2 separate regions of the Homo sapiens genome follow, and region 2 is linked to region 1. The links are chromatin loops, found by intact Hi-C in ENCODE. Cell type or tissue: transverse colon. All regions are shown on one strand. Each heading gives the region's core, and the rest is flanking DNA. Links, peaks and the distances in the headings are about the cores only. Region 1 overlaps PIP5K1B (phosphatidylinositol-4-phosphate 5-kinase type 1 beta). Region 2 has its middle 20 kb from the start of PIP5K1B.

Evidence for each region. Hi-C counts contacts between places; a loop is a spot of excess contacts. Peaks named below come from ENCODE experiments on the same cell type or tissue, not always from the same donor. Only the 100,000 strongest peaks of a DNase experiment are listed, where the experiment ranks them.
Region 2: a loop joins it to region 1, with 11 times the contacts of the local background. A loop is called at or near these places in 2 of 110 quality-filtered maps.

What each region holds. Positions count from the first base shown.
Region 1 is chr9:68,733,760-68,739,145 of GRCh38, reverse strand. The region is part of intron 1 of PIP5K1B (phosphatidylinositol-4-phosphate 5-kinase type 1 beta); the gene reads right to left. Among named protein-coding and RNA genes, the nearest start is that of PIP5K1B, 31 kb to the right of the region's middle. In transverse colon, for the core only: no CTCF peak of the experiment used is centred there; a DNase peak (open chromatin) is centred at 2,535; H3K27ac peaks cover 2,590 bases.
Region 2 is chr9:68,682,685-68,688,070 of GRCh38, reverse strand. No RefSeq gene overlaps it. Among named protein-coding and RNA genes, the nearest start is that of PIP5K1B, 20 kb to the left of the region's middle. In transverse colon, for the core only: a CTCF peak has its summit at 2,104; a DNase peak (open chromatin) is centred at 2,110.

The DNA.
Region 1 (5,386 bases), core at 316-5,315:
AATTAAATGGTCATAAAGATTACAGCAGAATCAAAATAGTGGTGCTGGGGAGGAAGCTAGAGAAACAGTCGATGATCAAATGCCAACGGTGGCCAGGATTGTTCAGGGTCGGCTGACGGAGAATGAAGAAACTGAAGGCTGGACCCCATGGTAAAGCCATGGAGAACTTTTTTGGCCGGTGAAGAAGAGGGTATAGGCTCATCCAGAAATGTTGAGGCATGGGCCTGAGCCCAAAAAGAAGAAAAAAAAAATGTTGGCCTTCCTGAGATCAAAGTGGGCTCAAGTACACTGTTTGAAACTTGGATTGAAGCGTTGAAAATGTGGATAGTTTAATATGATCCTGAAGAAGGGTGATCTGAAGGAACTTGCAGATTAAAAGAAAAGGGGCCCCTTCTCAGAGAGGGCCTGAAAGGGTCTGTTTAAGCTAGAAATATGTGGAAGGGTCCATTTAAAAGTCTAGAAATTTGGCCAAACTCGCCAAGGAACATGAGAATCAAGTTGTACTGCCTCATATCACATGACAGCCGGAATGGAGCAAAGTGACTAACTTCACCCCACCCCTTGTCATCTCCAGCTTTCAGATGAGAATACGCAGATCCAAGGAAGGTGATGCCAACTGCTGGCCCAAGATGACAACTAGTTTATGGTGGTGACAGGAACAGTACTCACATCTTTTCCTCTCAGTCCAGCAATTCTTTATTATAGCATGCTCTCATAGCAACCATATGTAGGTGGACCCAGCATTCTCCTACCATACATGAATTAACCTTAAAAAGTCATTTTCACTATACAAGTGTTACTGTTTTTAATTGGTGAAATTCAAGACGGCCAAAAATAAAGAAAATCAACTGTTGTTTCAATTATAAATACAACCTCAATTTTAGAAGTTCTCATTATTTCTGTTAAATGTACCTAGTTGGTGTTGGCCTATTTTCATAGTTCATATTATGAAGATTTATTCTATAGGTTTACATCATCAGCCACATACATATGAATTTTTCAGATCTCTATCCAAGTTCTAAGGATCCTGCTTCAGTTTGGGGCCAAGAAAACCCTAAATACCTGCCACTAGAAACCTCTTTCTAGGCTGACGAACACTCAGTCATTACCTATGTTATGGCATATGAATAGAATCAGCTATGAATTTATTGCATTATTCTGTCATCCTCCAACATCTCTCTATTATGTGCGTAAGGAGACCGGTGAGAGATATTTGTCAAATGCTTTGATGTCTTTGGCATTATCTTCCAATATAGAAGCCCCTTTTATAAAAGAAAATGTGACAATTGGTCACTACGCATTAGTAGATTTATGCTGGTTCCTAAGGATCAATGCAATCTCTTCTCTGGACTCCTAAATAATTTATATGATGATAGTTCAGAAATTTTGCAAGGGTGCATTTCACACATTGAAAGTTTTAGGAATTCAACTTTGTCAAAAGCTATATAGAACAACATTTGCATATCTCTGGTCTTCTGGAACCTCTGCCACTCTCCAAGTTCACTCAACAATCACCAGCAATGGCTCAAAGATGATGCCTGCTAACTCCTTCAACCCTGCTAACCCTGAGATACAATCCAGTGTGCCCCAGAGAGGTAAATGCATTCAAATTACCTGGATTTTCTTTCATTGTCATCCAAATCCCTTTTAGTAACACCCTTTTAATTTTGGAAATCACTTCCTTTGATGGAGAATTGAAAGCAACATAGTTCTGCATACATCATCTATTCATGCTAGCCTTATGCCCTTACTTAAGCAATAGTCTAATCCTGTCCCCATTCTTCTAGCTCCAGATACAACTAAAAAGCAAAATAAACATAACACTATTCTCAAAATACAAATGACATATGCCGCCATGCACACTCCAAAAAGGTTCAACCTAGCCAGCAAGGAAATAAAATAAACACACCAATAAAATGTCATTTTGTAACAAACTGGAAACACACCTTTAATTGACAGAAAGCAAACCTGGTGACGTTGTAGGGAAACTGACATCCTTATATATTTACCAATAATTTAACTGTATTTGGAAGCAAATACATAAGATGTTCATGCTCTTTGTTCCAGGAAACCTAAACTTGGATATTTATCTTAAGAGACACAATCTGAAAGAAAAGAAGGTCAAAGTATATAATTATAGGAAGTATAGGAATATCAAAATGGCCCCAAACTGGATGCCTTCTAAGTATTCAACAATGGGAATGGTTAAGTAAACTACAAAACATCAGCTGTGGTAGGCTGAATAATGTCCCCAAAGATGTCCACATCCTAATCCCCAGAACTTGTGAATATACTACTTTACATGGTAAAAGGAATCTTCGAGATGTAATTAAATTAAGTGCCTCAAAATGGGGAGATTATCCAAATGCACCCAAAGTAATAACAAAAGTGTGTAGAAGTGGGAGACAGGAGGTTCAGAATAGGAGAAGTGGTGACTGAAGCAGAGGTGAGGTTTGAAGATGCTGCTGGCTTTAAAGATGGAGTGAGAGGCCATGAGTCAAGGAGTGAGGGTGGATTCTAAAAGATGGAAGAAGCAAGGAAATGGATTCTCCCTGGAGCCTCCAGAAGGAGTGCAGCTCTGCCAACACCTTGATTTTAGGACTCTGACCTCCAGAACTGTGAGATAATAAATTTGTATCCTTTTATGCCATTCCATTTGTGGTAAGTTTTTACAGCAGCAGTAGGAGACTAATACACAAACTATTATGCAGCCACTGAATGTTATAAACCTGAGGACTACAGAGCAACAGAAAAAAAATGTTAAAATACACAGATGGCAAAACTGTATGTACACAATTACTACATGTGAAATATGCATACAAATAGATCAAGATTAATAGATTAAGATAAAATATACTAGTAGAGTAAAAGACTTTTTAACTGGTCTTTCTACTTCTGCAACATTCAGAGTGACCAGAGTGGTCCTTTTCAAATATGAAATCAGATGACCCTATTCCTCTGCTCAAAAGCCTCCAATAGCTCCTCTCTCCTCAAAGAAAAAGACCAAGTCCCCACAAGGACCTCTATAGCCCAACTCCACAGCAGTACACAGCTCCCACGACAGCCACTCACATGCGCTTTCCGTGATTCCATCCCAGACACCACCTGCCCAAATTTGTGTTTGTCCTCACTCACTCCATCTCATTACCTGGCTGACCCTGCTCCAGGCTCATGGACCAACCTGCTGTTCCTGGAGTGTTCCAAGCCACTCCTGCTTCAGGCTTTTGCACTGTTTGCTCCCTCTGCCTGAAATACTCTTCCTAGTGGTATGCGCATGGCTCATTCCCTTGCTTCCTCCCTGTCTCTGCTCAAATGCCACCTTAGCAATGGGGCTTTCTTCAACTGCTGTATATAAGTAACAGTCCCATCATTCCACCTCAGAACCCCCTACTCCCTTATCCTGCTTTACCTTTCTCCAAAGCATGTATTATTGTCATATTTAAAATATCTATTTGTGGCCGGGCACAGTGGCTCATGCCTGTAATCCCAGCACTTTGGGAGGCTGAGGCAAGCGGATCACTTGAGTCCAGGAGTTCGAGACCAGCTCGGCCAACATGGCTAAACGCCATCTCTACTAAAAATACAAAACATTAGCTGGGCGTGGTAGCACATGCCTGTAATCCCAGCTACTTGGGAGGCTAAGGCACAAGAATAGCTTGAACCCGGGAGTCAGAGGTTTCAGTGAGCTGAGATCAAGAGGAGGTCAACTTATAACCCAGAGGAGCCTAAGTAGACATGACAAATCTAATGACAAATATAACGTGGTATTCCAGATGGGATCCTGGAACAAGAACAACCACCAAAAAAAAAAAAAAAAAAAAAAAAAAAAGACACTAGGGGAAAACAGCAAATCTGAATAAAGTATTAACAGTAGTATATCAAAATTAGTTAATGAATTGTGGCAAATGTATATACTAATATAAGATAAAGATAGGGGAAACTGGTATGGGGTATATAAGAATTCTCTCACTACATTTGTAATAGTGCTCTAAATCTAAACATGTTCTCATATAAAAAGTTTGTTAAAAAAAACTTCCAAGAGATCAGGACCACTGTCATCAAAGGCTCCTCCATCTTCCATGCCATAAAGTCATTCTTTCTTAATGGTTGGTGTTAAATCCAATATAGCAATTTATTTGTTGTATTCTGAAAAGTGACAAAAATAGGCCGAAAGGCACTAGGTTGTTTTTAGCCCAATTACTCAGCCAGCAGAAGCTGAGATGGTCACCTCCTATTGCCTTTTCCAGTTTTGCCATTTGCCCAGTATCAACAGATCAGCCTCAGCCTCCATCTGTTTGGCTAGTAGAAGGTTCCTACAACAATCAAATGATGGGCTGCTTTCCTTTTTCTTTTAACCTCACCAAATGTTCTGCAGAATAGTTCCTCCATCAGATTGTGGATTTATAGATAAGCATGTTCTTCCTTCCTTATCAATCCTGTTTCTCCCTTTTGTATAGACTGGAGGGACATTCTTATCCTTGTGAGTTTCAAGACCATTTGAGCAAAATGTCATGGGAGCAGGTAGCAGTCATCACATTAGAGGAAAAATAAGTAGAGAGAAAAAGGAGGAGGATCTTCTATATCCAGTCCATTTTATACATTCTGGACCCATCTGCCTGCTACCAGCAGTCTTCACTGGTCAACCACTCAACAAAGCAGTAGAGATATGTTGGACGTAGCTTTGAGCCTTTGTTCTTATGGTCCTTCCCTCCCAGTTAAGACATCTTTCCCTTTCTATTGTTTCTTCTAGCTTTATTAATTCTGTGTGCCTCCTACATAGGAGTGATCTTTCTCTCCTCTGAACTCTAATAAAACCTGTCTCACTTTGAGTTCCCAGGCAGTTGGTTGTGTCTCACATGCGTATTTCCTCAACAACACTGTAGTAAACTCTTTAATGGGGTGAACTTCATCTACTTTTCTGTATATACTTTGTGCCTTGATCAATCAAATTGTCCAATAAATATTAGCAAGAATTTGAGTACTTAACATTGAGTTTTTAACAATAAGTCAATGAGGTAGGAATATAATTACCCCCATTTTATAGCTGAAAATGCTGAAGAATAAAGTAGCTAAGTGACTTTCGTGGGGTTGCATGGAAGTTGCAGAGCCAGAATTTCAGCCCAAATTCAAGCTCTTAATCACCACAATACATTCTACTGCCTCCTAATAAATATACTAGTTAAATGATCCTTTAAAGAGTCTAAGTATTGCCGGGCACAGTGGCTCACGCCTGTAATCCCAGCACGTTGGGAGGCCGAAGCGGGTGGATCACAAGGTCAAGAGATCGAGACCAGCCTGGCCAACATGGTGAAACCCCGTCTCAACTAAAAATACAAAAATTAGCTGGGCATGGTAGCCTGCACCTGTAGTCCCAGCTACTTGGGTG
Region 2 (5,386 bases), core at 72-5,071, 51 kb after region 1:
TTGTTGGACACAAGTCATTTATGTAGGAAAATATTTGCAAATATTTTCCACCAGTCTGTAGCTTGTCTTTTCATTTTCTGAAGTGTCTTTTGCAGAGCAGAAATTTTAAATTTTTATAAAGCTAAATTTATCAGTGTGTGCTTTTATAAATCATATTTCTAGTGACATATCTAAGAAAACTTTGCTTAAGCCAAAGATTTAAGTATTTGCTTAAATCTTTGCACATTTTTTTTCTATGGTATCTTCTAGAATTTTTATGGTTGAAACTTCTTGCATTTAGGCCTATGATAGTCTACGATGCATTTTTAGTTAACTGTTAACTATTTTGTATTATACAATACAGGATATAAGTTGAAGTTCTCTTTTTTTAGCATATGAATGTCCAGTTGTTCCAATACCATTTATTGAAAGACTTATTTTTCTACCTCATTCGTATCTTTGTCAAAAATCAAGTAACCACCTATGTGTGGGTCAATTTCTGGGCTCTCTGTTCTGTTTTATTAATCTATATGTTATATTTTTCTCAGTATCACACTGTCTTGATTTCTGTGGCTTTATAGTAATTCTTGAAATCAGGCACCGTGAGTTCTCAAATTTGTTCCTCTGTTTTCTTTTTTGTTGTTGTTGTCGTTGTTGTTTTCAAACAGAGTCTCATTCTGTCACCCAGGCTGCAGTGCAGTGGCACGGTCTTGACTGACTGCAACCTCTGCCTCCTAGGTTCAAGTGATCCTCCCACCTCAGCCTCCCGAGTAGATGGGATTATAGGCGCCACCACATCCAGCTGATTTTTATATTTTTACTACCTCACAAATATCACCTATAGTTGAGAGATGAGAAGGCAAAGAAAGAAGACAAAAGAGTGCTAGACAGGAAGGAACTATCCCAAAATCTGGATTACTTGGAGGAATGGTAGGGAAGTTGGAGGGTCTGAAGGATGGAAGTGGCTTTGCAGGCTGGGGTGAAGGGTCGGCAGGGATTGGTGGTGATGAGTGAAACCACTCAGCCTAGCAGATGAATGACCAGATGGCGACAGGAGGGGGCAGGATGAAGCCCCAATTGGGCGATTTAGGGGATGGATGACAGCCCAAGGAGCCAAGTAAGGAGCCTGAGATGATGATAATAAAAATCAATCAAATTATCCATCAATTATCCATCAAAAAGCAATCAAATTATCCATGCTAATTAGTTAGCCAGATGCTTCCATGCATTATCTCCAATCTTCAGTCCACCCTCCCAGAGAGATATCATTGTTCTGGCATTACAGATGCAAAAGCAGAGGGTCCGAGAATCCCAGTGTGGCAAAGCCTGTCTGCCTCTAAAGTACAGCTGCCTTGGATGATACCAGCCTGCCTCCCAACTCATGCCAAGTTTATTCACTCACTCAGCCAGCCAGTCAGCTAGCACCTACTATCTAAGCTATATGCTGAAAACAATAACAATATTTGTCACTAAATGTAACAGAGAACCCTAACTGCATTCTTGTAAAATCCATTTCCTTTCTCAAAATTTTGTTTATAGGACTGTTAGAGCCATTCCAATAATGTACTTTTTTTCATTTTTCTTTTTTTGTTTTTGACAGAGTCTCACTCTGTTGGCCAGGCTGGAGTACAATGGTGTGATCTTGGCTCACTGCAACCTCTGCCTTCTGGGCTCAAGTGATTCACGTGCCTTAGCCTCCCAAGTAGTAGCTGGGATTACAGGCATGTGCCACCAAGCATGGCTAATTTTTGTATTTTTAGTAGAGACAGGGTTTCACCATGTTGGCCAGGCTGGTCTTGAACTCCCAGCCTCAAGAGACCAGCCCACCTCGGCCTCCCAAAGTGCTGGGACTACAGGTGTGAGCCACTGCATCTGGCCCATCAATGCACTTTTGAAGGTGAGCCTCTCTTACTTGGGTTGATGGAGGTGCAGCCTTCCCAACTTAGCAGTTCAGAAATGAGGAAGCTCTCTTTCTGATGGACTGAATCTCCCACCCAAACTAGTCAAGAACAAGAGTAAATATCTGACCAATATAAGGTATGAGAAGTTTCAAAGCAGTGCCTAGTGCTCTTAGCTGCTAATTAGGTTCATAACCACCTGTCACCAGTTGGGGGCATGCGAGGAAAGAATCTTGCCCCTACAGCCCATGATGCATTGCAGGATCTGGACAGCGTGAACATTTAACCCAGGTCTGGTCCACATGGACACATTCAAATAACCTTTCAAGTTATGAAAAGCATTTTATTAATCAGGTGTGTGATCTTTTGGAGTTTAGATTCTAAAGATTATTTTTCATTCTAACGCCTTTTTGAGGACCAAATGTGAAGAAAAGAGGCTCAAATACAGGTGTCAGGATGAGATTTTCTTCTCTCATATTGATTCCTTCTTTCCTAGCCTGGTCCATTTATTCACTTCTACAAAGAAATAAGTTAAAATTACACTTCTATTGGTATAAGCCATGAAAATTATGCTCTGAGACGTGGCTACCATTTGTAGATGTGGTCCCTGGACCAGCAGCCTCAGCATCACCTAGAAATTTACTAGAAATGCGGAGTCTCAGGCCCCAGCCCAGACCTACTGAATCAAAGTCTGCATTTTAATGAAATCCACAGGTGATTTGTGTGCACACTAATGTTGACAAAGCACCAGTGTAGAAATACATAATAGAAGCCTCTACATGACGCTTAGAGACTTTGGACCTCTGGGATGGGGCCAGGTTCATGGAGAGGAATAAACAAAGGTGATGAGGAGGGAAAAAGAAGAAAGATGAAGATCAGAGAGAAGAGGGTGTCCTAATACCCACTCTAGATACACACTGGGCAAGCTGATAGGATGATACGTTGGGAAAAATAAATGCTTGATTCCATTGCCTGGATTCCACATACAATTGCCATTTGTTTCTGATAATGGACTGACTCCCCTTTCATCCTTACAGGTATTGTCAACATGACTAAGGGATTCCATGTGGCTCTAAAAGTTGGGCAGGGGAAACTTTCTTTATAAAGCTAAACTGCTTCTGCAAATGGGACACATAAAGAGCATAGTTTGGAATAAATTTTTCACCAGATGCTGGGTGCAGTGAATCATGCTTGTAATCTCAGCACTTTGGGAGGCTGAGTCAGGAGAAATTGCTTGAAGCCAGGAGTTCGGGACCCCAACTCTATAAAAAGCAAACAATATTAACTAAGCATGGTGGCACGCACCTGTAGTCCCAGCTACTCAGGAGGCTGAGCTGGTAGGATCGCTGGATTCCAGGAGGTTGAGGCTGCAGTGAGCCATAATCACTCCACTGCACTTCAGCCTGGATTACAGAGTGAGACCCTATCTCAAAAGTTAAAAATAAATAAATAAATAAATAAATAGTTTTCCACCAGGGACTCTGTTTGCCCAAAAATGTAAGTTGGGGATTTTCATTCCTAGAGTTACTTTCCCTCTGAACTCCAGACTCACTCCACCAACCGTCTTCTCAGCATCTCCCCTTGATGTCACACAGATAGATCAAACACAGCTTGAGCAATCTGCTCCCCATCGTGTCTCTTGTCACTTTGCATCTCTATAAATGGCATCACCTTCCATTAATTAAGTAACCATCCTAATTAAGACAGAATTCTGGGAGTCACTCTTCATTCCTTGATTCTACACTTTCATCATTCCCACACATCTATTCCACAACAAGTCCTATCAATTGCATCTCCAAAATATCTGTTTAAGCCATTCTCTTCTCTATATTCCCACTGTTTCATCTCAGTCTTGGCCATCATGATCTCTTGCCTGGACTCCTGTAACAGCCCCCTAATTGAACTATTTTCTTCCATTTTTGCCCTACTTCCAATCCATTCTCCTCTGAGAAGCAATTAGACACAACTTCTGAAATAACAACTTCTCCTCCTCCTCCTCCTCCTCCTTCTTCTCCTTCTCCTTCTCCTCCTTCTTCTCCTCTTCCTCCTCCTTCTCTTCTTTCTTCTTTTGAGCAGAGTCTTGCCTGTCTCCCAGGCTGGAGTGCAGTGGTGTGATCACAGCTCACTGCAGCCTTGATCTCCCAAGCTCCCAGATCTTCCCACCTCATCCTGTCGAGTAGCTGGGACCACAGGTGCATGCCACCACACTCGGGTAATTTTTGTATTTTTTGTAGAGGTGGGGTTTCAGCATGTTGCCCAGGCTAGTCTCGAATTCCTGAGCTCAAGTGATCTGCCCACCTTGGCCTCCCAAAGTGCTGGGATTACAGGTATGAGCATCGCACCCAGTGAATGATAAAGTTCTTAAAACATTAAGCCCTATTCCTCCCCGTGTAAACCCTCCCCATTGCATTTAGGGAAACATTCAAATCTTTACCATGATTTCTCAGCAATCTCCCCTCTACGACCCCCTTTTCCTATTACCCTGCTCAGTCCCTGCAATGGGCTAAATCTTATCCACACTGGTCTGTTTCTTGAATTGCCAAACAGGGTTTTACATATGCTGTTACCACTTCCTGGAATCTTTTCACTCATTCTTTCCAGGGTTTACTTCCTTCTTATGTTTTAATTAGAATGTCACCTCCTAAGAAAGGCTCCATTTCAACCATCCTTACTAAAATAAGCTTTCTCTGTAATTCTCTTACTTAGCCCCTTGTTTCCATCACAACATTTATTACAGATTAAAACAATCTTTGTTTGTTTTTCTATTTGTTTCTGGAGTTGCTGTCCTTGCAGCAGGCTGAGCTCCATAAAGGCATGGAGTTATCAGTCTTGCATGCTATAGTTTGCCCTGAACTCTGATAGTGCCTGGTGAAAGCAGTATTTCAATATATGTATTGTGAGTAAATGAAAGTCAAAATTATACACACAGGTTCACTGTGCATGTTCCAACATTAAATTGCAATTTCTTAAAATCTTAGAATTCTTGGTAGATGCATTTCTATGTGGAGAATTTCTGATTCCACCTTCTATTAAACCCTAAGAAGGATAATTTCTAATTATGAGAATTCTATGGGATCGCTGATTTCCTTGTGAGAAAGTATCACCTATTGATACATATTTTTTCCTGTGTATTAGACTAAGTGTTGGCTCAAATGAATTGCACTGGGGAATTTCTGAACTATTAAAAAGTTAAACCAAAGAATCACATGGCTCCTTCTCCATCATTTGTATAATTGCACTTTTGAAGATTTAATCTTCATAGGTGTTTTAGCTCTTGATTTAACAAAGAATAAGCATTTGCTAGAAAACCAAATTATCTACAACCTGCTTTCTGGAATGGAAAATTAAATGATTGCAGCTACAATATCATAGATTTGCTTTGTTTCTAGGATACAATCTATCCATGCAAATTAGTACAAATCTGTAGCTAGAAAGATTTGAGACTGGACTCAACAAAACAGCCTGCAGCAAATAAGCATTTTCATAAAATTTGAAATTGGGAGTCACTG